Regions from separate parts of the Mus musculus genome. Here region 2 is linked to region 1. Evidence: chromatin loops called from intact Hi-C (ENCODE). Cell type or tissue: left cerebral cortex. All regions are shown on one strand. Links, peaks and the distances in the headings refer to the core of each region. The heading gives the core; the rest is flanking DNA. Region 1 holds the start of Prlh (prolactin releasing hormone). Region 2 holds the start of Cops8 (COP9 signalosome subunit 8).

What was found. Hi-C counts contacts between places; a loop is a spot of excess contacts. Peaks named below come from ENCODE experiments on the same cell type or tissue, not always from the same donor. Only the 100,000 strongest peaks of a DNase experiment are listed, where the experiment ranks them.
Region 2: a loop joins it to region 1, with 4 times the contacts of the local background. A loop is called at or near these places in 3 of 42 quality-filtered maps.

What each region holds. Positions count from the first base shown.
Region 1 is chr1:90,950,314-90,965,530 of GRCm38, forward strand. Prlh (prolactin releasing hormone) reads left to right here and starts at 2,795. Exons shown (of 2, transcript NM_001101647.1): 1 at 2,795-2,891; 2 at 3,536-3,699. The coding sequence starts at 2,795. The coding sequence ends at 3,699. It overlaps Rab17 (RAB17, member RAS oncogene family), which reads right to left. Exons shown (of 6, transcript NM_008998.4): 2 at 13,831-13,990; 3 at 10,798-10,949; 4 at 9,689-9,814; 5 at 8,855-8,948; 6 at 7,820-8,686. The coding sequence starts at 13,987. The coding sequence ends at 8,571. Mlph (melanophilin) reads left to right here. Exons shown (of 16, transcript NM_053015.3): 16 at 1-829. In left cerebral cortex, for the core only: a CTCF peak has its summit at 6,590 (motif pointing left); a DNase peak (open chromatin) is centred at 6,577.
Region 2 is chr1:90,597,177-90,612,393 of GRCm38, forward strand. It overlaps Cops8 (COP9 signalosome subunit 8), which reads left to right and starts at 6,249. Exons shown (of 8, transcript NM_133805.3): 1 at 6,249-6,451; 2 at 7,199-7,269; 3 at 8,288-8,336; 4 at 9,361-9,493; 5 at 12,917-13,024; 6 at 13,799-13,861; 7 at 14,364-14,411; 8 at 14,998-15,217. The coding sequence starts at 6,374. The coding sequence ends at 15,077. In left cerebral cortex, for the core only: no CTCF peak of the experiment used is centred there; a DNase peak (open chromatin) is centred at 6,242; H3K4me3 peaks cover 1,807 bases; H3K27ac peaks cover 903 bases.

The sequences.
Region 1 (15,217 bases), core at 3,676-8,675:
CCCACCTCCCAAGGAGCCCACTGGCCAGAGCCCTCTTCCAAGGAAGAGGCAGCCATTCCTTGAGAACCCAGATGCTACGCTGACCACGTGTCCAAAGGATGACGGGGCAGCCTAAAGCTTTTCTACAAGTCTGGTGGTGGGCAGGAAATGGTGATCCTGGGGAGACACCTGCCTGGTCTCTTCTCGTGCACAGCTCCTTCAAGAATGTTCTATTGCACCTCAATGATATTTCATATAACCTGTACCTATTGTCGTGGTGATGACGGGGTGAGTTAAATGGCAGAACGTTGAACAGTCCTTTCACCAGCACAGACCTGCAGATACTTCAACACTTCCAGAATATATGCTGGTGAAAGAATGAGGCTCAGCACCTCTAAGCGGGCTCAGGAGTCTTCCCAGAAGGCACACCCCGAAAGGCAAACACTGACCTTTCCAGGTGATCTGAGCTCTTCTATCTATTTTTGTGTGCACTAATTCTTTCTCATTACATGTAAATTACCTTTCCAGCATAATAGACTTCCTTTTTTAAAAGATTTTTTTGCCTGCGTGTATGGGGTGAGGTGTGTACACATCTATGAGGGGACGCTGTGCACTTGTGCATAGAGACCAGAGATTAATGTGGTGTCTTCCTCAGTCATGTCTCCATTTCCTGTTTTTGAGACACTGATCTTGGAGGTTGTCAATTTGGCTAAGCTGACTGGCCAGTGAGCATCAGGGGTCTTCCACACCTCTGCTCTCTCTACCTTAGCACTGGGGTTATAAACCGGCGCTGCCATGTTCTGCCTTTAAACCTACCTTACAATAAAAGTAACACTCTGTTTCGTTTTCATTTTTTTATTGTTTTGCTTTATTGAGGCAGCCTGGTTTTGAACTCATAGCCATCCTCCTGCTTCACTTCCCAGAGAGCTGGGGTTACAGTCATGTACCACAATGCCAGGCTTCTGATTGTATTGTATCAATAAACTTGGTGTGTTCTCAGCCATAGACTCAGGATGAACCAGAGAAAATGTGTCTAGAGACCGTGCATGTGGATAAGCAAGCTGAGGGGACAACCAGAGTAGGAGGTACCCACCTGGGTTCAAGGGACTTCCTGGCCACAATTCCAGGAAGTCATGGCTCAGGTGGGACAAGTATTCAGAAGAGGCCATATTCTAGTTCACATTGAGAGGACGGGTGGACACGTCACTGTGGAGTCTGCCCAAAGGAGAGCGTGAAGAGGGGGCAGGGGGGGTGTTAATGTGTTTTAAAGCCACTTGGCCCAAATGAAATTATATAATTCAGGAAGGAACAAACCACGTCAGTGATGAGAGGTTTGGGTTTTTTTTTTTTTTAAGAAGGTAAAAAAAGAAAGGAAAGGAAAAAAAAGACGGAGTGTCTTGATGAGATGATGAGAGAAGAGACGTAGTGGAAACTGCAGGCTATAAGCAAAGACGCCATCTCAAGGAGGGGTCTGGGGGCGTCCTTTGCCTCCTTGTTGGCCTATAAAAGATAAGCAGGCAGGCAGACCTCACCTCACGCCCAGGCAGCCTTATCGCCACACTCAAGGGACAGAGAGAGGGTGAGTAACTTGGCAGTGCTGGAGAGGGCTGGGTGTTGCTGTGACTTCCAGCTTCTCCACAAGTGTTTTCTCTGCCAGGCTTACTGGGCAGCCAAGTGCGGGCACCAAGCAGGACAAGCAGAGAGAACTACCTGTGGTCTGTGGTCTAGGACCACACACCATTCTGGGGTCTCTGACACTCAAGGGCTGTCCATGATGGAGGGCAGGTGAAGGTGGCCCTCAGTGGGACACCTCAAGCAAAGCCCAGAAGGCACCCTCCAGAAAGGCTCAGAACTCAGGATCAGTTAGCATTCTCAGTCCCCATCACCCAGCCTGAGTGGGTGCAGTCTTTACAATGATTCATGGTGGCTCCTCCATTCCTCTAGTTAGGGTTCCCCTTCACTGTGTGGGACATCCCAGGAGGAGGAGGAGGAGAGGGTGGGCATTTAAAGAGCTCTGATGGACAGCGCTGTGTGGACAAGGAGAAGCTGGAGCGTCAAAGTCAGCTGGGGGGGGGTCTTCCTTGAGCATCTTCTAATAGGACCTGAAATGTCAGGGGTAGGAAGAAAAGGGTCCCCTGCAGGAAGTATCACAGGTGGATGCTATGTGGTAGGTCAGAACACTCCATCAGCAGGGTACCAGTTCCCATACACAGTGGCGGCAGCCTTCCCATGTCATTCAGGGGGACTCTGTGAGGAGAGGCCCATTCTGGAGTCTCAGCAAACTGAGTCTAAAGTCCTGGGTTATTGTAGAGGCTGTGAGGTGTGAGCTCTCTGGGGATGTGGGATGCTAAGTGTCCTCCATTGCCTGCCTGGCTCTCAGTGTCAGGAGATCCCAGACAAAGTGTGAGGAAAGCCTGGGCACTGAGGTTCCAATATGTTCCAACTCCTAGCTACCTCTGAGGTTGGGCAAATTGTTCTCCACCTCTGCTGACCACAAGGCTGCCCATAAATCTGCTTCCCACCAAGGCCTGGGTGTCTACCTCCCAGCTCTTGACACAGATGGACAGACAGACCCAAGGATGTCCCAAGACAGCCACCTGTGCACAGCTCACACCTCTCCCCTGATAATTGTAGCTATGTGCACTAAACATATGCATTTGCACACCTCATAGGCACGGACACGCACCACACACACACGTACATCTGTACAAACAACCTAGGGTCCCTCCTGGCTTTGTGCATACAACGTACTCTGCATCTCTACCCCCAGGCTTCAGGATCCAATCTCCAGGGCATCATCCAGGAAGCCGGAAGCATGGCACCGAGGACCTGGCTTCTGTGCTTGCTGCTGCTAGGCTTAGTCCTCCCAGGAGCTTCCAGCCGAGCCCACCAGCACTCCATGGAGACCCGCAGTGAGTGCCTGGCATATGGAGGACAGCCACTGTCACCTCCCATCCATATGCTTCCCAAATGCCTTGAGTACCCAGCCCCTGAATGGGAGGTTAGCCATCTCCTAAGCCAGTGGTTTCCAACCTTCCTAATACAGAACTTTTAATACAGATCCTTATGTTGTGGTGACCCCCAGCCAGAAAATTATTGTGATGCTGTTTTCATAGTTGTAAGTTTTGCTACTGTTATGGATCATAATGTTAATATCTGAAATGCAGGATGTCTGATATGCGCCCTTCCCCCCAAACAAAAGGGACACAACCCACAGGTTGAGAGCCTCTGGGATCTAAGCAAAAGCTACCTTACCATGCAGTCAGTTGGGAGATTGGTCCTGTTAAGATCTCCCCAGAATGGTCCTGTTTCCTGTCCTCATCATTCCCCTAACCCATCTTTGTGGGGTCCCTTAAGACTTTGGAGGATGACAGTCAGACAGGAAGAGAATACTGATCCTGGCATATGTCTAAATAAATTCCCTAAAGCCACACCACTGCCCAGATATGCCCAGCCAGTGTAATCAGGGTGGGTGCCAACATGGCCTGGTGCCCAGGTTTCCATCAGCTTAGGGGCTCCCGTGTCCCATACGCTGCTCTGACTCTTTCCTTTCCAGCCCCTGACATCAATCCTGCCTGGTACACGGGTCGTGGGATCAGGCCTGTGGGCCGCTTCGGGAGGAGGAGGGCAGCCCTGAGGGATGTCACCGGACCTGGCCTGCGGTGCCGGCTAAGCTGCTTCCCACTGGATGGAAGTGCCAAGTTCTCTCACAGCTCATGAAGACAGTGATGCTGAGCCCAAGCCCACCCTCCCTGTCCCCCCGCAGAGCCTCCTCCACCCTCCCTTTCCGGTTTTCCCTCTGATCTAATAAAAGTGCTGGCTTTGTTTATTGTACACTTGTAACTATGTGGTAACAAACCGGAAGGTGCTTTCTCTCTGGGGAGGGTAACCATGAAAGAAGCTCAGAACCCAGTAACCTCTTTGGAAAGAAGAGGCTCCCACCTGCCCCCAATAGAACAACTGAGATCGCTCATTACCAGGCCCCACAGAGGTTGTCCTGGTCCCTTAAGACCCTGCAGTGGGGGAAGGGAATGTTGATTCAGTGTTCCTATAAATTCCTGTTCCCCAAAACCACATCACTGCCCAGAAATGGGGTGCCCTTTTCTTGGTCACTTGTTCCCACAAGCTTCCACCTACACAAGGTACCCTGAACACATGCTCAGCTTGCATACTGCATAAAGCCAGGGTAACCACACACTACACTATGTAAGATACTTGGTCCCAGAGAAAAGCCACACAACGCCCCTGGCATGGCTCACGTCCTTCTCTTGGCATTTTTTGGTTTGTTTTTTTTTTTTGTTTTTGTTTTTGTTTTTTTGTTTTTTTGTTTTGTTTTGTTTTGTTTTTGTTTTTTTGTTTTTTTTTTGTTTTTTTGGTTTTTCGAGACAGGGTTTCTCTGTAAAGCCCTGGCTGTCCTGGAACTCACTTTGTAGACCAGGCTGGCCTTGAACTCAGAAATCCGCCTGCCTCTGCTTCCCAAGTGCTGGGATTAAAGGCATGCGCCACCACGCCCGGCAGCATTTTTAAGATTAACATTTAGAGATGTTTAGGGGTTTGCTGCAAAAATTAGATGCTATCAAAGTGTTGTTCCTAGCACCCAGAACAGAGAACATTCATTACAGCCTATGAAGCCACCAAGTGTCATCGCACAGGACCTATGCTATCCATAGGTGCATGTTCGGCATTGTGTCTGCTGTTTGGGCAAATGTATTACGTGGCTCCACCAGTTCAGTGACAATGTGGTGCCCCTCATCACCCTGAACACACCCCATTCCTTGTCCCTTGCAGAATCCTGCAGCTACCAACACACATGGGTATGTTAACCTACTTCCTGCTCAGAGGAGAATCCCAGAGACTTGACCCCATTCTTTTTGATCCTATAGGCCTCCTTTAAAGTCACTTGGGGTGTCCTATGCCCTTTGTCAAACACAAAGTGACTGGCACATAACACAGCTGGTGCTCCCAGAAAAGGGGGGAAAGTCAGACAGGAGCTGAGGGAGACGCCGTGGGAAGCCGGGGCAGCTGAAATTCACCTGCACAGAGGAGTGCCAATGGCTGCCAGCAGCCTCACCCACCAGCACAGAAGCCTGAACTGGCCTCTTCTCAGCTCAGTAGGTGCCATCTTACCCTCAGATCAAGATGATTCTCAGCTGGGGGTCATCTGGCTGGCTGCTGTCTATGCTGTTCCCCTCAGGTTACCCTCAGGCTGCTGTGACTGTTGTCACAGGCCGCTATGACTGTTGTCACAGGCCGCTATGACTGTTGTCACAGGCCGCTATGACTGTTGTCACAGGCCAACTCCCCTCCAGTTCTTTCTACTCCCTGTATACTTCATCACCTTCCAACGCCACTTTTTCCTGGGGTGGTGACATGTGGCTGCGGTGAAAGGCATAAGTGGGGATTGGCTGGGATCTCAGATGAAGGTCTCATGACCTTACCCATCCCTCCTCCCGGGCAGGAACACAGGCTGGCTCTTGTTGATGGTTTCCTGCAGGCAATAGCTGCTGCTCTGACAGCAGTGGTAATGGCTGCCATGCTTGGAGGACATCCTCCCACAGCTCTTATCCAGAAAGAACCAGCTCCTCGTCTGGAAAGATGAATGGAGGCGTACTCATCTTTTCCACAGTCTGGGAACGGTTTTAAAACATACAGAAAAGTTCACAAGACATTGTAAGGACTATCTCAACCTACATGGACTCATCAGCCATCCTGTCTGCCTGCTTCCTACTTCCCATCCTTGCCAACCTACATTTGATGACAAGCTGCAGACACCAAGACATTGCCTCAAAGAGTTCAAACCTTTCTCCCAAGAATAACACAAAGTGTAAGCCTGGAAAAGTCTATTCTCTCTCTCTCCCTCTCTCCCCTCTCTCTCCCCCTCTCCTCCCCCTCCCCTCTCCCTCCCCCTCTTCTCCCCCTCTCTCTCTGCATGTGTGCATGTGTACGTGTGTGTGCATGCATGTGCATGTGTGTGTGTGCACACACGTGTGTGCATGTGCTCATATGTGCATATGTACGTGTGTGTGTGTGTGTGTGTGTGTGTGTATTTTTCTCAGCCCCTGATCTTACATCATAACATCAACCTTCTGAAGCACCCAGTGGCCTGTTCTTTAAAATGATCCTTGCTGATTATCCCACCTAGTGGTGAGCCTGACACTGCTCTTGCACTTCCTGTCACAGAAAAGGACCTGGGCCTTAGCTGGACATTATACTCTGCTGTCCAAAAGTCCTGGGTCCTCTGATGGAGTCCTGGGTCCCACTTTGACATGTTGACCTTGACCTTGAGTTCAGGGCCCTGCCTCTCAACTGTAAGAGATCTCTCCATCCCTGGGCACCACTGACTTTCACAAGCCTGGTGAAGCTGGGTGGTTCCAGATCCATCCAGTCTTGGGCTTTCTGCTGAGGTGTGTCAAAGGGAGCATTACTAATCAGTCAAGAGAAAGGAGAGATTGGTAACCAGACAGGCAGTCACCTACAAATCTTCCTGCTGTATCCCTGCTTCCTCAAAGCAGTGATTTTGCCCTGAAGAGATGCACCGGAGTGTCTAGGTACCCAGGACCCAACAGAAGGATTTGTCTTAAGTGATACTAGATCGCCACCTAGTGGCCATATGTAACCCGGCCTCTCTTCCCCCTCTAGGGTAGGCTTGCCTACCTGCCTAATGATTCCCAGCCCTTAGGGATGATGAGGACAGCCCGGGATGCTGAATATTCACTTCCCCTGTTTCACATGTGAGCGAGTCACCAGGTGGCAACAATGTATCTTCCCTAGCTGTCAGCAAAGCAGTTGCCCAGCATCAACAGGCCTCACTAAGAAACCCACCAGGGAAGAGGGAGTGAAAACCTCCCACACGGCCCTTGTCATCTGCTCACTGATCCTGACGTGAACAGTGTCTGGCTCACATTTGTCCAGTGGTCACAGGGTTTCCTTCAGGTCATGTCAGGACTACATCAGTGCCTAGAAACTCACAATCGTTTCCAGGCCCCAGAACGGAATGAAGCTGCATCCCTCTAGAAGTGCAGCGGGGCCAGAAAGTTCCCTCCAATCCCTGGCCTGAGCCCCATGTGAAACTTGAAGGGAGAAAGCACTGGTGTGGTCCTGTCCAAGCAAAGCCAATGGGAGCAGGAGTCACAGCCCAGGCACAGACAAGCTCCTGGCCAGCCTGGGGACACGTTCACTTTTATCCATTTGAGCTTCACAGTGGGCACGGTGAAGCCATCTTCCTTGGTGAGATAACAATGTTCCACTCTGTGATGTTCTCTAGGGCTTGTTTGACTCTGTTGGTTTTGTTGTTTGCTTGTTTGTTTGTTTGTTTGTTTTCTCACTGTGCAGCCCAGAATAAGCTCGCCATTCTCCTGCATCAGCTTCACAAGTGTCGGGATTCGAGGCCTACATCACCACACCCAACAACAATGTCTCATTGTTCAGACTCAACAGCTAATCACACTCCCAGAAGCAAGGATTAGCAAGGATTAAAACACACACAGAGAGAGAGAGAGAGAGAGAGAGAGAGAGAGAGAGAGAGAGAGAGCTTTGCTCCCTAAATGGCCACACCTTGCCCCAGCAAGTGTCAAGAGAGAAACTTAACAGGAAGATGTTTTCTGGGGCTTTCTTCCCTGCTCAAGGACCTGAGTTTCTCTACAAGGATAAGAACTCACACAATCACCATCAGAAGAACTCACAGTCCACCCCAGACCAATGCCTGTGCCCACCCTCGTTACACTCACCCCCATGAACCCTCACCATGTTTAACACCCACAAACCCATCTAGAACGTGTGCAGAAAAACTGAACAGGTGTGACCCGTCGGGCCATGGGTCCAAATATAACCTCATGAAGTGTTCGGATTGTCAAGACGTTTAATATTTGGAGAGAAGGACATGAGACAACACGGTGTTCATCTCGGGACAGGGGTTTTAGAGTCCTCAGATCACTAGGTAGAAACCTGGCTCTGTCCATCCACCGCTGGAAGGGGGACACTTCCATCCCAGCCACCCTTTCAGACTCTGTCTCTCCTGCGTCACCTCACTGAGACTTAGCACCTTGGGCTCGTTTTTCTCTTGGGCTCATCTCTGCATTTTTCCTTGCATTGATGCCCCTTCTCTCCCCCTGACAGTTCCCAGAACGAAAGTGGTCCAGTTATGGATGCTGCCCCAGGAGGAAGCATCTGTCCTCCCATCCCACGGATCAAAGGCTTTTCCCAGTCCATGCTGCTTCTCTGCTTCATTTAGCTCTCTGTGCTGGTCACAAGGAAGCTGAAAGGGACAGCCCAGGAGGAGCAGGCACACTTGGCTCAGGGCATCCAAGTATCTGGGTATCAGGTAAGGTAGGGCTGACAGTCTTCTGGGAGCCATTTGACACTGGATCTTCCCTGAGACAGTTCTCATCAGCTTTGGCAAGCAGTGATTACAGAGAAAACCAACGCCTGGAAGCCTCCAGGGCTCAAGCATAAGCCATCTCCGACACAGAACATGAATGGACAAAGAGGCAGCCCCGGCAGATTTGCCACAAAGACGTAGTAGCTTGGGCTGGGGACCCTCTGAAGCACAGGCTGAGATGTGTCCTCCGCCAGCTCTCCTGCAGTGGCAGCGGCTATCGTGCACAGCACTGGCGCTGCCTGATGGGAGGTTCCTGGTTCAGAGCCACAGCCTCACCTTCCTGTGGGCGGCTGCTCCCCGTGTCTCCTGCTCTCTGCAGAAGCTCCTGAGCTGTGGAAAACAGGGAGGTGTACTGGAGAGCACCACCCAGAACCCTAACCAAACATTCCCTATTAGTCTTCCTCATACCCCTCCCTGCCCCAAGGACACCAGAAGTCAACCCAAGGGTGGAGGCATAGCAGCGAGCTCTCACACTCCTGTGGAGGGGCTGTAACTCACCAACAGTGTTGAAGATCTCAGACACCTGGTAGTTCAGCTTGGCGGAGGTTTCCATGAACAGCAAGCTTTTGCTCTCTGCAAACTCTTTTCCTTCCTGAAGGAAAAAGTCAGTGTGTTTAATGAGAGCCCCTCCAAAGACTCACTAAGTCCAACGACTGTGGTTGACTCACAAGAAATGGAAATGCACCTGTAATCCCAGCACTCAAGAAGCTGGGGCAGAAGGATTATGAGTTCAAGGTCAGCCTTGGACACATACGTCCCTGCCTCAAAACAATAGAAAAAGACATCTATGTGCACATATTCTTCACACAGACCACCTGATATACACACACCCTCTGTACATATGTGTACATACACCTTCTATATGAATCTCCAACTAGAAGAGGAACTAAGATGGAATCTTTGTGCATTTCTATACACACAAGTGCATCTGCATGTGGGTTTGCATGTGGTGACTTTGGAGGCACATGTGTGTGCTCATGAATATATATCCATGAAGAACGACTCTGGGCATGTGCATGAGCATGTGTGTTTATGAAGTATGAGGTAGAGAGATCATGGGTATACATGTAAGTGCAAGTATATGGATGAGTATGTGAGTGCCTGAGGCACAGAGGTATATGCTGTGTGTGTTGTGTGTGTGTGTGTGTGTGTGTGAGAGAGAGAGAGAGAGAGAGAGAGAGAAAGAGAAAGAGAGAGAGAGAGAGAGAGAGAGAGTATGTGTGTGTGTGTGTGTGTGTGTGTGTGTGTGTGTGTGTGTGTTTCCAGGCCTCAAAAAGTACTTGAGTCCACAGAATCAAGAACTCCCTCCTGCTGCCCGCCACCATGCGGCACCTGGAAGGTCACTTCCCGCTCCTCGCCCAGATCCGTTTTGTTGCCGACCAGCATCACCACCACCTCTCCTGGCTGGAATTCCTTCTCCAGGTCTTCCAGCCACTGCTGGGCCTTGTGAAAGGAATCCTAAAGAGACAGAATGGAAACCGTGCTGGAGTTCTCCTTGCTGAACCAGAAGAGCAAAGCTCCCTTGTGGTTGCATAGCCACATCAAGACCTTGTTCCAGAATGCAATGCCAAAGGGCTGCTCTGATCCCCTGAGAGGGCATCCAGGATGGGCTGGCCCTGCTAAGGGAGAGCTGTGCAGCCAGGCAGCACACCAGAAAGCCAAGGGCATGGATGTCACAGGGAATTTGGAGTCAAGAGCTCCACTTTGGACACCATTTTGTGAAGGAGAGTTTGAGAGAACTGTTATCTCCCCAAACCCAGTTCCTAACTGTAGCCCCTCATAGGTCAGGTGAGGGGCTTGACCCTGTGTCCTTTGGCACCTGTCTCCTGACCCCTGGCATCAAGGCTGATATGGGGTCCCATCTCTCCACACTCCTGGACCTATGACCAACACATACATTTTGGATCCACTGCAATCTTTTATCCAGGACCCTCCCCCAAGCCTCTTGTACCTACTACACCTTCCTGCCTCCTAGCCAATATGACTACTCCCCACTTCCCTATTTCCTGTGAACAGCAAGCTCACCCTGTCCTGGGCCAGGTTGGACACACTCGGGCATGCGAGTCCAGTCCTTCCATATCAATCCCATGCATGCTCTGTGTTCTGCAACCCCTGGTGAGACACACTGGTTGGTCTGGGGAGGTGGGCTGGCTCTGAAACAGTCCCTTGCTATGTCAGCAGCACACTAGAACCATTGATGGTGGTGCTGTGGGGGTAAGGAGTGCACCAGGAGATTGCAGAGAAACAGAGCCCAGCTTTGGGTGTCAGGGGTTGCCAAGAGGACTCTCTGAATGAAGCTAGCAGCATGGGCTCACTGGCCCCTTTGGTTGATGTAGTCGTTACTATAAACCATGGATCCAGTCCTGTTTCCTTGACGTGGACCCCTATAGAAAGCAGTAAACGTGCAGTTGCCTAGGGAAGGGGGTGGGAAGTGACCCTACCTTCCGAGTGATGTCATAAACCAGGAGCGCAGCATTGGCACCCCTGAAGTAGAGGTGGCAGACGCTTTGGTACTTCTCCTGGCCGGCTGTGTCCCAGATCTCAAGCTTCAGAGATGAGGAGCCCAAGTCCAGCACCTTTGTGAAGAAGGCACCTGCAATAAGGGGACCAAGGGAGGGTTTGCTCAGGGTACGCTGCTCATCTGTGGCTCCTAGTGCGTCATCCTGACCTATGCTTAGCAGCTCCCTGAGAGGCAGCTAAGCCCGTGCTCGCAGAGGCTGAGTAAATGCCTGTTCCAGAGGCTGGAGCTTCTCTATGAAGCAAAGCATAGCTGGCAAACCGCTTTGTGCCCCTTAGAGGTTTCTCCTTAGGGTGACGCTAAACTCTTGGGGTGAAGAATAAGACTCTGAGTTAAGAATGACATGGGATGGACCTCCAGAAATGAGTAATCAGCAGTGTCTCCACACTGTCCACTAATGCCACTGAACTCGAGAATTCTTGTGCCTCAGTCCCTCTGGCGCACTGGCCACTTAGCCACCCGTCCCACTCTGAAGCCACCCTCAGTCACTGGAAGCTACCCGCCTCAGCTCCTTCCCCTGTTCAACTCCTCTGATACTGTTCCTCACTTCAGCACCTAGAAATCTCTCACGAGTTACTTAATTCTGCATGTGTCCGCTGCAGAAGCACCTGCAGGGCCCCCACCTTCCCCTGAGCATTCGACGCTGCCTCCAGGTGTTCCCTTCCTCATTCAGGCACCCCCTTAGCCAAATCACAGAGACTGACCCTGCACCCTCCTGTAACGCGCAATCCACCTTTTCTCTGAAGATATTTTTCCTTGAACTTTGCTTCCCAATATTGAATTTTTACTTTTAGTTATGTGTGTGTGTGTGTAGGTGCAGGGTGAGTTTGGGCACATTCGTGCAGTGCCTATGGAGACAAGAAGAGAACATTGCATTCCCTGGAGCCAGAGTTACAGATGGTTATGAGCTGTCCAATGTGGGTGCGGGGAACAAGAACTCGGGTCTTCTGGAAGAGTGGTATGTGTTCTTCTTAACTGGTGATTTAGCTCTCTGGCCCTGATGTGATTTAAAAGTAGTTATGGTACCAACAACCTCTATTTCAAGTGTGTGAGCTAGTAGGGTACTAGAAGCCAGGGAGAGTCAGGGAGCCCAGCACGTGAAGGGTCAGCAGAGACCAGAGGCTTCACCCAGAGCCACTTCCCTGCACAGACTCAGGGTAGGTTTGGAACCAATTGGGGAGACTCTGGCAAACAGACCTCCATGCATGAAATGAAACTCACAGCTCAAGGACAGAGCAGTGCTACACCAGCTGCTGAGTGCCTTAAATCCATTCTTTCAGTTCTGGAAACCAGAAGCCCCGGATCAAGCTGTAGGCAAGGCCTGTTCCTGCTCAGAGATCTGAGAGAACCCACCCCCACCTCTCTCCAACCTCCAGGGACTCCAGCCACCTGTGGTGATCCTTGGCTATGGGCTTACCACCTCAGTCCGGGCTCTGGCCTTAACTGATGTCCTGATTAGCCTCAACTGTCAACTGGACACAGCCTAGAGTTGTTTTTAAAGAGTCTCAGCTCGCCCTGTGGTCCTGTCTGCAAGGGATTGTCTGGATTAATGATTGACAGAGAAGAACCCGGCTCACTGTGAGACCACTATCCCTAGGCAGGAGGGTCTGGGCTGTCTAAGAAGGCAAGCTGCGGGGCTGGGGAGATGGCTAAGTGGTTAACAGCAACCACTGCTGCTCCAGAGGACCAGAGTTTGATTCCCAGATCTCAACCCTCAGAGATGAGGAGCCCAAGTCCACCACCTTTGTGAAGGTACAGGCTGAGGGGAGATAGGAGGACCACATACTGCTGGCCTAGCTCTAGGTTCAGTGACAGAGACCCTTTCTCAAGAGGATGTGGTAGAGAGGAATAGAGCAGGACACCAGGCATCCACCTGTGCCCTCTATGTAAGCATGCACCCATGCACACATCCTAAGCACATACAGAGTGGGAGGGAGCTGGGAGGGAGGGCAAGGGGGAGGAGTGAATCCTGGGCATAAAGCCCAGATACGCTTTCTCTGCATACAATCTTGCTCTCCCTTTAAACATGTTGGCTGGGAGTTCTCAAATCCCAGCAGAGGTACAAGGGCAGGGCACACACAGGCAATGACCCATTAGCCACGGCTGAGATGTTTATACAACACAGAGCAGAGCCTTCCTGGAGAGAAGGGAGCTTTTACCTCACCAGACCGGTCTGCACAAACTGGCAATCCCTGAGGCAGTGAGTTTGGGGGAGGAGGGGGGTGGATGGACACATAATAAGATGGAGCATGAGAGGAGAGACCCAAGTCTCAAGTCCACTGAGGACAAAGCTTCCTGTCACTTCTAAGATTGGAAGGGGGGGGGGGGGAAGCAAGGGCGAGATGCCTGGAAGCAGGAGGAGCATCCTTTTAGGGAGAAATCCTTAACGGGTATAACAATAATGACGGGCATGGGGTAGGGGTTGCTTTCTAATCTGTCCTTGCTCTAAATTAAAACATATCATGTGTAGTAGCACATGTTCATCATCACTGCACAGGGGAAGCAGAGCCGTGAGGATGGAGGGTTCCAGGCTAGCCTGAGCTACATAGTGAGCCCTTGTCTCAAATACCACAGACATACAAAGATAAATGTATATATACTTACATATATGCATACATAAGCAAGCACACAGACAGTTGTTTTCTCTTTCTTCCCTTATAGCATACCCCAACCTCACTGCCAGTCCCCCATACTGAAGCCTTCTAGGAACAGAGACCCTACCCCTGGATCTACACACTCACAAATGCCAACTGGGCTGAAAGCTGACCCCTAGCCTGTTCCCTGACCCGTAGCAAAGGTTGTTTATGTGCATTTCCAGACAGTGTACCTGCCTGCCCTTGATGGACACCTAGCCCCGCCCTGCAATCTGGCATATCCAGCCTTGGGTTGCAGAGCAAGGGCCGTCCTGAGGAAGACCACATTCCCATCTGCCCCTACCAGGGCTCTCCTCACTTACACCCCACAGTCGGCAAGACATTGCTGAAGTCCTGCTTCATGTACCGGAGGGCCAGGCTGGTCTTGCCCACAGAACTGCTTCCAAGCAGAACCAGCTTGCTCACGTAGGGCTGGCCAGAAGCAGTGCTGGCCTGTGGCAGCCCAGCAGCCTGCGCCATGGCCTGCAAACAACCACAGAAGATAGAAGTGGGTGGGAAACCTGTGGTCAAACCACCTCAGTGAGTCTAACACACACACATCACACATACCACACATACACACACACCACATACATATACACACACATATGCATACAACACACACACATCACACATACCACACAAACACACACACCACATACATATACACACACATATGCATACAACACACATACACATACACACACACACATCACACATACCACACAAACACACACACCACATACATATACACACACATATGCATACAACACACACACACATCACATATACCACATACACACACACCACACACATATACACACACATATGCATACAACACACACACACATCACATATACAACACATACACACACACCACATACATATACACACACATATGCATACAACACACACACACACATCACATATACCACACACACACACACACACACCACATACATATACACACACATATGCATACAACACACACACACACACACACACCACATACATATACACACGAAACTGTGTGACAAGAAGCTCTGAACCCTCTCTGCAATGGCCTCCGCCAGCATCATACGAGCTTTTTGTCCTAATTCACTGCCCTGTTTCTCACTGCTTACAAACTTCCTATTTATTCCAAGCACCCAACAGAGGTCAAAAGCACCTGGGCACCTCTCAGTTGTTCCTGGATTAAACTTGGTGTCTCCAAATCATGAAAAGGGGATTTTTAAAAACAAAAGCCACCTTCATTAACATTCCAGATCTTCCAGACCCCAGGGAGATGTCTCTTCCTGTCAGCCAATGCTTCTGGAGACTCAGCCAATTCCATTTTCCTCAAACCCTCTGTTTTGCAATTAGCTCTGCAGTGGGAGGTGGGTAATCTTCCTAGGGCCAGGAGTGTGGGGCACACCTACAATCCCAGCATGCCAGAGGCTGAGGCAGGAGGATATCAAATTTGAGTCTACACATAAGACTCCATCAAACAAGGAGGAGGAGAAAATGAAAGGAGGGAGGGAGAGAGGAAAGAAAGCAGGAAAAAAGGAGGGAAAAAGAAAGGAGAGGAAAAGAAGAGAAGGAGGAGGGAAGGAGGGGAGGAGGAAAGGAGGGGAGGAGGAAAGGAGGGGAGGAGGGAAGGAGGGGAGGAGAGGAGGAGGGAAGGAGGAAAGGAGGGAAGGAGGGGAGGAGGGAAGGAGGGGAGGAGGGAAA
Region 2 (15,217 bases), core at 3,691-8,690, 350 kb before region 1:
TTTGTGGGTTATTCTCTTTCCTATCCTTTATCCCCCATCCAGTTTCACCTCCTATTACTAGATAGAAGAAAGAGAAGAATAGAGGAGAGAAAGGGGGAGGTGAGGGGGAGAAAGAAGTCCCTGAATCTAATTTCTTTCCTTTCGTTTCTTCTTTGAACATGACTACTAGCAACTACAACCAACCCCGCTGAACAACGAAGAACAACCAACACCACATATTGGAGTGCTAACATTTATTTATATACTCCCTGAAAAGTTCCCAGAATTCCAAATGACACACAATTTCAGAAACTATCTGCAGCTGGCAAAAACCAGGCATCTGCTAGAGCGTGAGGCAAGTCACAGTCAGCTGCTGCGAAGTCGCCCCAAATCCCCACACCTGGGATTAAAATGAAAACACTTCCTTATTATATTTCTGTGGGTTTTTTAAATTAGGTATTTTCCTCATTTACATTTACAATGCTATCCCAAAAGTCCCCCATACCCTCCCCCCACCCCCTACCCTATATTTCTGTGCTTTTAAAGAAACCAAAAATTCCAGAATCCTCAATACATTTGGAAGAATCAACTAGCAATGCTCACACACATGTGCACACACACACACACACACACACACACACACACACACACACACACACACACACACACACACTGGGCTTTCTCTCACAAATCCAAGTGTTTCACTGGCTTTCCAGCGTTTCTCCCAGCTGTATTAGTTTGAAGCTTTGTGTCCTGGCTTGCTTGCCTCATTTGTTGGCATTCAGTTTCTTAGCAGTTCCTTTAAACTATGGTTTGTTCAGTCAGGTCAGCTTCAAAGTCCTTCACCCATTTAGTTGGTTCTTTCTCTTTTTTACAGTTCAGTCCGCCAACTTACCGATTTTGTTGCACTTTCAAAAGACACACCCTTGCCTTTCCTTGATTTTTCTCTACCATATTGAATGCTTAGTTTCAGCCACAGGCCTTCTTGTTTCGGTCCTTATTGCTTGTGGTGGTTTGGGTGAGAACTGCCTCCACAGGCTCGCATGTTTGAGTGTTTAGTCAGCACTGAGTGGAACTATGTGAGAAGGATTAGAGCTTTGACCTTGCTGGAGAAGGCATGCCACGGGGGGTGGGTTCTGAGGTTTCAAAGGTCCAAGCAAGGTCAAGACTGACTCTCTCTCTCTCTCTCTCTCTCTCTCTCTCTCTCTCTCTCTCTCTTTCTCTCTCTCTCTGCCTGCTGTCTGCAGGTCAGGATGTAAAGCTCCCAGCTACTGCTCCAGCACCGCACCTGTCAACCTCCCACCATCACGGACATGGACTAACCCTATAAAACTGTAAGGGAGCTCAATCCAATGCTTTCTCTTAAGAGTTGGCTTTGCCATGGTGCCTCTTCACAGCATTAGAACAGTAACTGGGCCTTCCCCTTCCTTTGTCAGTATCCTGTGCAGCAGCTCTGAATGATGCCTGACCTCCCTGCCCGATGGGACTCGTTTTCATGGAAACTCAGTATCTGCTGGCAGCTTTCCATCTCCCTGCTCCTACAGGAGGGGTCCCTGACAGGAACAAATGTCTATGTGCCATCTGCAAGGGCTTGGCGCTAGAGTGTCAGCCTCCAGTCACCTCAGTTTTCCTGCTGGATGACACAGTTGCCCCACAAGCAAGCTAAGAAGGGATGCTGGGGAGCCTCAAGGTCCTCCCCCTCTCTCCTTTGTCTAGTGAAAAAGAACTGGGGGAGGAAGGAGCTTCCAAACTCTCATATTTACCTGAAAGGCTGTCTATTAGGTTTAGAATTGCATCCAACCTTCCTGAGGAGATACTGATCCACTTGTTTGAGAGGTGATAGGAAAGAAGACTCCTAATTCTTCTCTCTCTCTCTCTCTCTCTCTCTCTCTCTCTCACACACACACACACACACACACACACAGTTTATGGCTCCAATGCCAGTCATCTTGTCATGTTTTAATGGAGTTTTTTTTTCAATAGATTTTTCTTCTTGGCTCTATCCCTTTAAGATCATTTCCTTGGACTGAGACTCCTTAGAACCAGTTGTCATTAGTAATGATCTGAGGACAGTTCCAGAGGTGCCTGCTGCTCCCCTCCCAGAAGCAGACCACCCCCTGAACAGTGTAGAGTGGTCGTGGTGTCACACTCTGACTAGTTCTGGGGTGTGTCTCCTACAGTTGTCCAGCATCCTGCTGACACTCCCATAAATGGTTCTTTCCACATATTGTCCTCAGACTCCCAGCCCAGGCATCCCCTGCTTCCTGTTGTCATGACAGGATGGAGTCATCTGAGGACAGAGGGGACAGAAGAGCTGTGGCAGAGAGCCAGCCACTCGCTGACTGTTCCTTCTGCCTTCCTTTGAGATCACACCTGGCACATGGCATCAGGAACAGATGAGGTAACTCTGGTCCTGAAGCAAATAGAGATCTGTCGTGGTATGGGAGCCTGTGGAAGATCTCTTCTTCCAGGGTCTCATGCATTTTCAATCACTCCAGAATGGAGCAGAATGGAGCAGATTTTTGAAATAGATCAAGTGGTAAAAAGTGCAGAGCTCTGAATCAGCTACCCTGATAAGGTTTTTAGCCTTCTAGTGACCACACCTCCCTGTGAGAAGAGCTGGAGGAAGTAGAGATGGCTCTGTACTTGGAAGACTTGGGGGCCATGGCTACCATCCAGACCTGCATCCTCAGGGGCCCACACTTTTTTCATAGCCTCAACCAGACTGGGAGATCATCACCACATACTGATCTTTTAAATCCTGGTCCTCAGCTTTATGTACATGATCTCTAAATGACGTAATCAGAGCCCACTTCTTCTTTGCAGCTGTAGATAGAGCCCTGCTACTTTATCTCTTCGCATCCCTCTGGTTATGGTAGCCACGTGCTCCCCTAGCTGATGCTGTGTGTTAGTGTGACTTCCATCGTGATAATAAAAGAGCTGAGATAAGCATCTCATAATGAGAGAAGGCATATTTGGATGCATAGTCTTTTTGGCCTCTGGAAGCATATGCTCATGGTATCTTGTGATGGAGCAATGTAACTCCCCTCATGGCCAGGAGTGAAACAGAGAAAGGGAGGAGGGGCTGTTGTCTCACTATCCCCTTCAAAGAAATGCTCCCAGTGACTCCAAGATCCCACCACCAGTTCCCACCTCCTAAAGCTTCCAACAGCCCCCAAGAGTGCGCAGGTGGGACCTAAACGAACACATGAACTCTCTGGTGGATTTTTAAAGATCAGAATTACAACGTAATGGCAATTCCTTAAGGACTTGGAAAATATTTAACTCTTTTAAAAAATCTTTATATCTTATTTAAAACTATTTATTATTATTGAGTGTGTGTGTGTGTGTGTGTGCAGGGGCACCAGCACTCTTGGAGTTCGGAGGTGATGGATTCCAGAGCTGGCGTTATAGGCAATTGCTTTTCGAGCTTCCTGAAGTGGGTGGTAGGAACTAAACTCAGGTCCTTTTCAAGAGAACCATGTGCTTTTACTGCCAAGCCATCTCTCCATCCCCTAATCTTTATAACTAGAACTTTAAACATAATTGTTTCTAAACAGGAATCTCTATTACACTGAAATCATCAGCATTGGCTGTTACTGTCTTCAACTGTTTAATATGTTTATCTAAAATGTGGGCTTTACCAGTGATGAACATTAAGAAAACAGAGCACACACAAGTTGAGGGAAATCTGTCATAAGAATGTCTACTGCCTTTCCATATAGCATTCAGTACACCAGTGTTATAGGCAAATATGGGGTCTGCTGGGCACTCCCAGAGATTTCTAGGTTCTTAAGTCCCTAAACAAGGATATAGACAGAGACATGTGGATAGGAACAGTAGAAGAGAGAGTTCAGTAAGGCAAAAATGCACTTCTGAGAGATGAAGTGGGGCAGAGCTGGAGAAAGGTCAAAGGCTCAGTGTGCATTAACCACAGACTGTGCATACATTCTGCTGGCCAGGACTCTGCTGTATGTCAACCTTGTGGGGAAGGGGGTTTCCAGGCTCCTTGCTTTTATATGCCAATGTTGACTTCCATACTCCAAGCATAAAACTTCCTGGGGGAAAAAATGGCACAGGGTCAGCAGGCCTCCATATCACAGGAGGAAAGTGAGTCACAGCATAATTGAGTAAGCAATGTGTACACAGTTCCAAGGAGGGAGGAGCCCATAGAGTTACGATATTTCAAATGGTTTCGCTCAACAGTCAGAAGGCTATTAGGTCAGACACACCTGGGCAAGGGCTAGCTGTCAAGGGAACAGAAGACAGGCCAGGATAAAGTACCATTATACTATGAACCTGCAACCCCCCAACCTCTTCCCAACCCCTGAAACGTTAATCAGTCAGTCAATTAGTCTGTAAGGGATAGCTTCTTTATGGGAACTTTTGTTCACATGCGTTTGAGCAGAAGAACAAAAAGGTATGGTGTGTGCTTCAAAGAAAAGACGTTGGGCAGGGAATAGTGAAGGGGGACTTGCTTATCAGGAGACCAGGAAAGGTCGGGCACACCACTGGCCCAGGCTAGAAAGACTTCACTCACCTTGTGTGTGTGTGTGTGTGTGTGTGTGTGTGTGTGTCTGTGTGTGTCTGTGTGTGTCTGTGTGTATGTGTGTCTGTGTGTCTCTGTGTGTGTCTCTGGTGTGTCTGTGTGTGTCTGTGTATGTGTGTATGTGTGCACGCGCACATGAGATGTACACAGGTACACAGGTGATAACACTGTGCTGGTCTGCTGAGCCTGAGGCAGGCAGAGAGAGAAGTGAGAGTTAGGTTTGGAGCTTTTCCAAAAGTTCAAGGCCAGCCTGGGCTACTTAGTAAGACCTTGTCTACCAGTAAGTAAAAGGAGACCCGGGGGCACAGCTCAGTGCTAAAACTATGCACGAGGCCTGTGTTCCAGTCTCCAGTTCTGCCAGAGAAGACAGCAGGGGGCAGGTGTGGTGTCCGGACCATTGCTTGCTGTGTCTGAGCACTGACTAGGGTCTGGCTGGGTGTTTTTACCTCTCATGCCCAGAACTGAAATTCAGGCACCCAGGTTTGCAAAGTAGCAAGGAAACTTTATGCAAAAGCAAAGCCATACTACAGATCAGAAAGAAATATGCTGTCAAGAGTGACCGCTGGCCACATGAGCCAGCATACTCTAGAGCCCCAATTACTGTTTGGGGTTTTTATGAGCTTTGAGAGGAGTCTTATTGCTAAGGAGCACTGCATTCTGTTTTGATTGAAAAATTTTGCCGGACAGTGGTGGCACAAGCCTTTAATCCAAGCACTTGGGAGGCAGAGGCCAGCCTGGTCTACAGGGTGAGTTCCAGGACAGCCAGGGCCATACAGAGAAACCCTGTCTCGAAAAACCAAAACACACACACACACACACACACACACCAAAAACAAAACAAAAACAGAAAAAACAATTTAGTTATGTTACCTCCCTTTTCTATTGTGCATGTCTCAATATGTAAAATTATTGAATTTTATTAAATAATTTTATTATTAAAATGTATTTGATTTTAATCAAAAGCGTTCACAAGCACGCACAGGCAGAAGACAGTAAATAGGAGTTTCTCTCAGCAAATTCACTTAGAAGACATGGTTCACCCTCCTGGGCAGGCACCTAAAACCAATTCAGGCTAGATCAGACCTCCTGGCCTCATAATGCACCTAACTGGATTATTACTGAATAGAATCTGTTCGATGGTCCGCAGAGAGCGAAGAAACTTATCCCATTACTTGGAGAGGGTTTGTCTGCATGCAGTTCCATGCAGGTTGTGAACAGGGGTCCTGGTTTGCTGACAATTGCTAGGTGATTTTTTTTTTTTTTTTTTCAGAAAAAGGTGTGTGTGTGTGTGTGTGTGTGTGTGTGTGTGTGTGTGCGCGTGCGCGTGCGCATAGTAGGTGTAGGTGAGAGTCAGGCTGCTAAGTGAATTGTTAGAAGAGGGGTGTGTGCATAACCCAAACCAAGAAGAGTTTCAGGTTTGGAGTTTCTTGGACTTGTATGTAACACTTTAGCTTAGAAGAAGTACAGTTCAGCGCTCTCGAAACACGTGGAGGTCCAACGGTTTTACTGTTCTCCCACGGCAACTTTGGTTGTGGAAAAATGTAGTCCCGTTATCATTTCCCCGTGCGGATAATCCGAGCCGCAGCCGAACCCTTCCGGATCGCAGGGCTCTGACTCAGAAAGCCGGTTCGTCCTAGCCTGGGGCGGGTCCTCCAGAGCACCGAGACGTTGGGGCAGAGCGCTCGCCGCCCTTGTATTCCGCTACGGCGTCGCTCGGGAAGTGACGACACGCTCGCCCATGCGTACTGAGAGGCAGCTCCTTTACCTCATCGCGGGCGCGACGCCCCGAGGGCCAGCTTGTGCTTTGGTCTGGCAGAGGTGGTGGCGGCGAGAGCGGCCGGGAAGATGCCAGTGGCGGTGATGGCGGACAACGCCTTCAGTTTCAGAAAGCTGTTGGATCAGTGCGAGAACCAGGAACTCGAGGTAGCGCCGCAGGGTGGGGCGGTCGGGTGGGCGCCGTTTCCAGGGTAACGGGCCGGGCCGCGGCCTGCGGGGCGCACACTCCGGGTTCATCAAGAGATGCTGCTTCCATTTGTAACGTTAAGTTAAGTTCGCTAAATAGGCTGGGCGCAGTGGCACAGGACTCCGGTGGGCACACGTCAGGCGGAGGCGAGAGGATTGCCGGTGAATTCGAAGCCAGCTTGAACTATGAAAACCCCAAAAATAAAAAATAAAAATAAAAAAGAAAGAAAAAGGAAAAAAAAAAGGGAGGGCGGGGGCTCACGGACTAAAGGAGACAGCAGCAGCTTGCGGATGAGCCTTTAGCAGACCTTGCTGAATGAATAAAGATTGAAGAGAGACAGGCCTCTATAACTACCTTTTGGTAGTCTTCTGTCTTAAGCTTACTTAAGCTTTTAAGATAACGGCCAGAAAAATAGTGCATTAAGAACCTGTTGGAAGTAGTCCCCCCCCCCTTTTTTTTAATTTGAGACCTGACCTTCCGAGGTAATGTCACTTACATATTTGTGACTATGGAAAGAAACTGATATCCAACTGCAGATAAATGACAGCTCACAACAGATCTAAACTCAGGTTTTAACCTTTGATACTTCCCTAAGCATTTTTCTGCATCTATAGTAGTGCTGGAAAACTTACTTTTTAAGTTTTCATTTTCTCTTTTCTGAAAGTGTATTAGGAAGTGAGGCTTTCCCCTCTTTTTTCGCTCTCTAGGCTCCTGGAGGAATTGCCACACCGCCAGTGTACGGTCAGCTTCTAGCTTTGTACTTGCTCCAGAACGACATGTAAGTAGCACCTTTTACCTAAAACGAAAAGCTTCCTTGAGATGATGCAGGAGTACATGCAGCAGATAGGTGTCTTTTACTGTAATCCTGTTATATCTGTTTCCCTTTTTGTCATAATTAAGAATAAATAAGCTCGATATTTTTCTTGTCGTGTATGTCTTACATACACCTAAAAACATGGTAAGTTCTTGTGAGAAATTAGCATCAAGAACCAATGGAGTTTAAAAAAAAAATCATGTTTTTTTTTTCTTTTTACTTATATTTACTCAGAAACTGGGTGGTGGCGCACACCTTTAATCCTCCCACTTGGGAGCCAGAGGCAGGCAGATCTCTGAGTTTGAGGTCAGTCTGGTCTATAGGTCCAGCTCCAGTACAGCCAGGGCTACACAGAGAAACCCTATCTAAACAAACAAACAAATAAAACCAAAGCAACTGTATATGTACTCAGTAGGAGCAAAAAAGCTGGGGCTGGGAAGGAACACTGGGAGAACCAGGGGAGGTAGACATGTTTGAATTAGTCTTCCTGGGTGGGAGGCAGGAGCTTGAGAGGGCTAGAGAATAGAGGCCTGGTGCAGTTCCAAACCTACTGTGATATTTTTACAGAAACTACACTGAGTTTCTTCATTATACATATAATCGTGTGTCTTACGACTCACTAGGAGAAGGGCTCCAGATTATAACAGCACAGTGTATGCCTGTATTGCGAGGGATACCCAAAGCCTCGAAATGGACACATTGTTTGTACCTGAGTGGTTGTGTGTAAGTCTGTGGTTTGAATGTGTTGTTATGGTTTAGGATCTGAATTGTTAGTTTAAAAAGAACTCCTAAAAAAAATTTTTTTAATTAACCTGGGAAAAGGTTATTTCATGTCCTCCTTTTTTTTTTTTTTTTTTAATTGCTTTTCCTCAACAAATTCATATAAAACTGAGTTGTGCCATGGCCTGTTTTGGTGTTTCGGCCTGTAATTTTATGTATTGACTGAGGTGACTATTTTGTAACTCATCTTTGTGTAAATCAGGAATAATGCAAGATATCTGTGGAAGAGGATACCACCTGCTATAAAGTCTGTAAGTAATCCTGCGGTGTCCCCTGTTGCTTTTAGAATACTGGCATTTACTTAAATGACAGCCTACAAGTCCTCTTTCTTTCCCATATATATCACAGGAACCGTTGTTAAGTGAAGGTTAAAGTTCCAAACCATCTGTTTCTCTAATGGAATGGTTCATGTGCTGATGGTTTCACAAGGCCTGCCATGCTGATGTGAACTGGCCAGTTCGGTACAGAGGGGGCTGAGGGGCTGAGGCATTTCAGCAGACTACTTGATTTGCTGTAATGATAGCTATTTGTAAACTGGCATTGTTTACACAGATATTCACTGCATTAAGATCACTGTTTTAATTAGATGTCTTACTTGGGATGAAGATGAAATAAATGAAGTAACCTGTGAAAAGTGTCTTGCCAGGTAGAAGGAAGTAAGATTTATTTCACTTGCTTCCTTTTCCATTCTGTTTGTAAGACGGGAGCTGCACTCAATAAGAATGAAACAGCTCAGCTGATAAGAGTGGGAGCCCTGCAAGTAGGCTCTAATTGACAGGGCCTTGATAATCAGCTTTCTGCTAGTTTTCTTCCATGGAGAAGTGCTAGCGTCTTAAATTTAAACAGCAGTGCCTACAATAATTGATCCCAAGTCTTCATTCTGAAGTATATTTTACTTTCTCATGCTTTCATTTGTAGTTGCAATAAAAACATTAATTATAGAAATTGTTAATATAACTGCTCACAGCATTTTAGAATCAGGCAGAGCCAACCTCTGGACATTGCAAAGCAGTGTTATCATCTGCAGAGTTCATAGTCTAGAACTGGGTATGCAAGTTACCTAGAAGAAAAGGGTTCCCAGTTTATACCTGTTCTTAGCCCTGTGGCCTGCACGCTGGATACACCTGTCAGAAAAGTAATTTCATCTCCTAAAATGAATGAATAGAGTATATTTTAATGATACAGCTAACAAATTTTGTCATTTCTGATATTTTTAAAGATATGATCATTATTAATTACAGTGAATGCTTTCAAAGACAACAATTTTTATTTCAGGCAAATTCTGAACTTGGGGGAATTTGGTCAGTTGGACAGCGAATCTGGCAAAGAGATTTCCCTGGGATCTATACAACCATCAACGCCCACCAGTGGTCAGAGACTGTGCAGCCAATCATGGAAGCCCTTAGAGGTAGTGTTTCCTTGTGGTTAAGTCATGTTGCGTTCAGGCTGTCCTTGGAGCGTGTACTGATAAACTGGACAGCTCTGATTTGGGACTCCCTTTGAGACTTGAGCTAGATCTAAGCTGATTGTGATTCTTCGTCTCAGTACTGGGCATTCTGGGGAATAGACCAGGAGCAGAGGGTGTTGCTGTGGATTCCAGGTCGCAGTTAGCTCATTGGCAGTATCTTTTATCCTCTTCATTATTACTTTTGTGGTAACAGAAAGTTTGTGACAGAGTCTCGCTGTGTAGTCCATACTGCCCTTTCCTTTTTGGGTTACTGGTGTGTTTCACGTGTGGCCTTGTGAAAGTGTTCTTTGCTGCTAACATGAAACCAGGCAATAATCGAAAGGTCGTGGTATCTGCAGGTCAAGACTTTTTGTCTGTGTATTTGAAAGTAGCAACTAGACTTTGGACTTTGTCAACCTTGGTCTTTGATAACTGTTATGTCCCCTCTATACATCTTGTAAAAGGAACCGTCAAGGAGCCTCGAGGCTCAGTTGTGTAAGGTTAGAGGCTGGCATGGTGTGGCCCTGACACATGATAGCTCTGCCCCTGCCGCCTTCCTTTCTCATGTTGCCATGCTTTGGGTCTTTCTGGGTCACTCGAGTTCTTTTTATTGCTCAGGGGATCCAATCCAGGCAAGCAGCATTGTATCCTCTAGGAGTGGACTCACTGACATTTCTGAGCCACCCAGCATGGGAGCTAGGAAACAGATTCTGGTCCTGTAAGAGCAGAATGCATACACACTCTTTGTGGGCCCACCACACACATCATACAATGAGCTCTTACGTTGTTCTTCCTGTCACCTCGTTTCTGTAGTGAACACTTGCCTTTAGTGGGTATTCCTTAAGTTAGTGGGCTGGTCCTTCTCAGCATGGTAAGGACATGGGTGTGCCAGGCAGCAGAGGGTAAGGATTGCTGGGAGCTGCACCAATCAGCTCTTAGCAGCAGTACCTGGACCAGCATTCAACAGTGTACACAACAAAACAGAGACAGCTGCTGTGAGTAAACATGAGCAGGATTTCAGGGTAGGTGGGGTTGGAAGGGGGAGTATGGAATGAGGCCATGTGAATGTCCTGGAGCAGCCTGAGAGCTAGTCTAGGAAACATCACTAGGGAAGTCACCAGAAGTAGGATTGTCTAGGAAACATCACTGGGGGAGTCACCAGAAGGTAGGATTGACAGATTGGCTTCAGCCTGGTAACTATGTGGTGAACACGCAAGCTGCCTTCTCCAGGTTGGACTACAAGCTCATTGGCAGGATTTGGGTAGGAGCTCCTAACTCATTTAGCAAGTGTTCTTATGTGTATTTTATTCTTTCTAGTACCACCTTGCACCTATGAAATTAAGAGCTGCTTCCAGCTTGCTGGAGCTTGGTCTCTGGAGCCAGGCTCTTGAATTTTCATTCTGGTGCATCCACCTGCTGGCCTTCATTTGCTTGTTAAAAGACAAAATTGAAGGGTCATGTGTAAACGCTGGCCTTGCCTGCCTCACACACTGTTCTGTTCTATGCATAAAGATTTTCTTGAGACTGAAATGGTTCCAATTCCTAAATGGTACATGCATCTTTTTCTCTGTAAAATGCCACCCTGGGAATGGCAGTCTTAGAACAGGTTGAAATTGTTCAGAGTTTGAAGTTTTGCTTCTCAGTGTATGATAAACTTGCTAGTTAAGAACAACCACAGCCTTGACTCTTGAAGGTCCCACAGCGTCCCCAAACAGCACCACGAGCTGGGGACCAAGAGTTAAGACACACACCTGTTGGGGCAGAGTGTATTCAAACGATAGCAACTTGAGTTCTATGTGGCCAGTCAGTTCTACTAGGAAATCAGACATCTGGGCTGAAGAGCCTGGTGTGGGAGAGCTGTTACAGAAAGCCAGAAAGGGCTGGCAAAGCACTGAGGAGTACTTGCTCCAGCAGCCACTCCTCACACAGAGCCTGAGGGATGGGATTGGCGCCTGGAGAACAGGACTGATTACAGGGCTGTGGAGGGATGGCAGCTAGAGCAAGTTGGGGAGCCAGGGTGTGGCTGCTGATTGTCACTAGAATGCAGACTGTCTGTCAGCATCCACTGTCAGCCTGCTTCTGCCTGTTAGACCTCTCCTGCCTCTCTGCAACCTGCTGCTCTTCTCCTCCATTCACATTTGGGTCCTGTCTGTTCTCTACTCCAAAAATTTGACCAAAATATTTGAGTAAGACAGTGATTTTAGATGGTGTGAGGTTTGGTGCATGATCTGTGCTGCCTGCGTGTTCCTGCCACTGCTGCCTTGCTTTTCCACTGAATGCCTACCTGTCATAGGGAAGTCCCTGCACCTCTGAGACATTCTAAAGGTCAGCTGGAGGTTGGTAAACTCAAGCAAGGGACAGTGGTGGCATCAGGCTCAGTGGGAAATGAGGGAATGAAACATAGTGTCAGCGTGTTGTTCATGTGTGTGACTGCACATACCATGGTGTGCATGCAGGGGTCGGAGGGTTCTCTCCTTCCGTCTTTACATGGGCACTGGGGACAAACTCAGGCCTCCAGGCTTGGTTGGTAGCAGGCACCTTTACAGAGCCATTGTATCTGCAGTGTTTGAGACCTGTGAGAAAGCCTATGGCTGAGGGCATGCCCCATTTGGTTTCAGCAGTGCTGTCAGTAAGCCCATGTTCACAGGGATACTTCAAGGGCCGTGCTTCAGACAATGAATCAGTGGGGCCCAGAGCTCAAGAGTGGAATGTGTTCAGCCCTCAACTGTGGACTATAAAATCTGAATATTTCTTAATCCGGTTGGCAGCCTTCTGGAGGAGCCCTTGTATTACCAAAAGGGCACCGACCAGGAAGACTGGCTGTGTTGGATGGGGCAGTTGTCTCATTCAGGAAGTTTCTTAATGTGGGTGTATGAGCACGGGGAAATGCAGAAGGCTGTTTGCAGGGAGCACTCTTGTGCTGGGGGCTGGCAGCACCTTCTCTTGAGAGTCAGACCTTCAGGCTTGGTGTTTAGTATGCACACTTGGAAGTTAGGAGCAGGTGCTAGGGTAAGGTGTGTGCACCTGCCCCGAGGGAGTCCTTTATTGGAGACCCTCCGGAGAGGACAGTGGCTGTGTCCCTTTTTATTTCCCTTCTTCTAGTGTTTGCAAGGGAAATAAAGCAAAGGAAATTTAAAAGGCTCATACCTTAAATTCATGAACGTTTGCTTTCCTGTGACTGGAGTCTTGTAGGTGTTGGTTTCTATGTCTGTAGCTTTTGTCCCTACACAATCTGATGTGAGAAATATGTGCTGTCATCGGGGTCCCTCATACCTTCTGGGCATGCAGGGTCTGCTTGCCTGGAAACAAAACCTGGATGACTGAGCTGTGTTTAAGAGTCCTGTTCACTTCCTTCCTGTTGCCAATCCTCCCCTTTCACAATAGATGCAACAAGGAGACGCGCCTTTGCCCTGGTCTCTCAAGCTTATACCTCCATCATCGCAGATGATTTTGCAGCGTTTGTTGGACTTCCTGTGGAAGAGGCTGTGAAAGGTACTTGGAGCTCGCTGGTTGCTATAGGGGAACAGAAATCCTATAAGCCATAGGTTCACTCTGGCTCTGGAACTCTAGAACAAGAATGGTTTTGCACTTTAGGTGGTGGGTTTGTTTAGGAAGTGATAAAAAGCACATCTCACATCGAACCTCTATGTAGCACCTGTAATCACGCCCAGGAGCATGCCTGTAGCAGCTGTGTGGAATCTGCACAGCTACTTAAGAAAGCATTTCTCAACTGTCCAAGTTGTCCAGGTTACCCCTCAAAACTTTACAAAGACCCATGTGCTGAGACTCTTAACCCAGTGGTAGCACACTGCATGTGCTTGGTTGCATTGTTTTATGGTGATTGACACTTTTGGTTCTCCAACCCCACGAGTGTTCCACGGGGACAGCGGGTGCTGGAGGTTTATGGGTGGCAGTGTTCTATTTTGTGGGCAGCTGGTTTGGGGATGGGGCATTAAACCCAGGGGCTCATGCATGCACCTGCTGTCATTATTACTAATAGAATGCTGTGAGGGCCATCATAGAACTTTCTCGTGTCTGTCTGGAATTAGACTACTCAGGTACTACTACAGAAGACCAAGTATGTCAGGGACTATATCGGCCCCAGAGAGGCTTTTGGTATATTTCAGAATACCTAAACTAAGTTCTCTGTAGTAACCCTCTAGTAACTGCACAGCACCTGACCTGAGCGTGCTGAGAGAGGCAGGGCTGGGTCATGCAGCCGGCGCTTGTGCCCTTCTCCCATCACTGTGAACTCTGCACTTTCAGGCGTGTTGGAACAAGGATGGCAGGCCGACTCCACCACAAGAATGGTTCTTCCCAGGAAGCCAGGTAGGTGGGACCTCAGACACATGACATGGAAGCAGTGGACAGTTGACAAGAGAGCAGAGTGACATTGAAGGTCACCTACGTGAAACCCCTGTGACTGACTAGATCAGTCACTTAGCTCTCCTTTCAGGTCAGTCCCCTGCCCTGCCCCTTCAGCTCACCCTCAGGAGACCAGCCATATTCATTCCTGTGTGTGCTCCTTCATCCTATGTACAGGAGTGTCCTTTCTGCAGTCTTCAGAGCCAGGTGTTCTGCCCTTCTCACCATCCTCCTGCATCAACCCTACTTCCCTTCCCCTGCTCTGCGCATCTGCTGTTTAGACAGATGTCAGTGCTCAGCCCCACAGTTGTAGGTTATAAGGAAGACTGAACAGCTAAAGTGTTTAAAGAGGAACACATTCATATCTCCATTCGAGAACCAAGTGTTTGTTGTGCGGGTGAGGCGTTACGGCCTTGACATGGCTTCTCTTGCTTGTATGAAACTGTCTTTTTCTTCTTTTGTTTAGCCTCAGGAACCCTGGATGTCTCCTTGAACAGGTTTATCCCCTTATCAGGTACATGTTTTCACGTGGACATTTTAAGTGTTGCATTGTTTGCTGATCTGTCCTGTAATGTGTAGTGATACGCATGGCTACAAGAAGGGAACTGTAGGCTCCCCTGCAGCTTAGCTGGAGTGGTGGCTCCTGATGTCCAGCCACAGAGCCTGCCTATCCTCCTTTGAGAGTCTCTGGGTTCTGGACTGTATTCTGAGGGCCTCCTCAGCCTGGTGTGTCCAATCCAGCATTAGTGCAATGTTCTGGTTGGACCAGGCACATGAGATGCACTTTAGAACGGTTCGTTACTCAAGTCCCCCAAGTAGGGGCTGTCCAGACAGAGCTGGGGTCTGAAGAGATGATGCACACCAGACATGTTTGAGTCTTTACATAGCCTGCTGCAGCATCAGCAGCTATCCCGACCATGTCTATCTGACACAACCAGGCTGCTAAAATGGAGACTTCATGCCTGCTGTTGAGAACTGTCCAGGCCTCTGGCAGGTGTGATTTTTGTGTAAAATCGGGTGCACTAAGAAAGTTAAAGACCTCCACAGGCTGGTGGCCAGGGGATGCTCTTCTAAAGCGTCTATCCCTCTTTGTCATGCAGAGCCTGCCCCAGTTCCGCCAATCCCCAATGAGCAGCAGCTCGCCCGGCTCACCGATTATGTGGCTTTCCTGGAAAACTGATTGACCACTCTGAGTTCAAGATCCACCTTCAGTCCCTGTCACTGGCAAACAGACATGGAGTTTTATTCTGAGTTCAGAACAGGGTGAGCACCTCTGTGTCCTTTGGGTGTGATAAAATGCACATAGAAGATGAAGCGCAT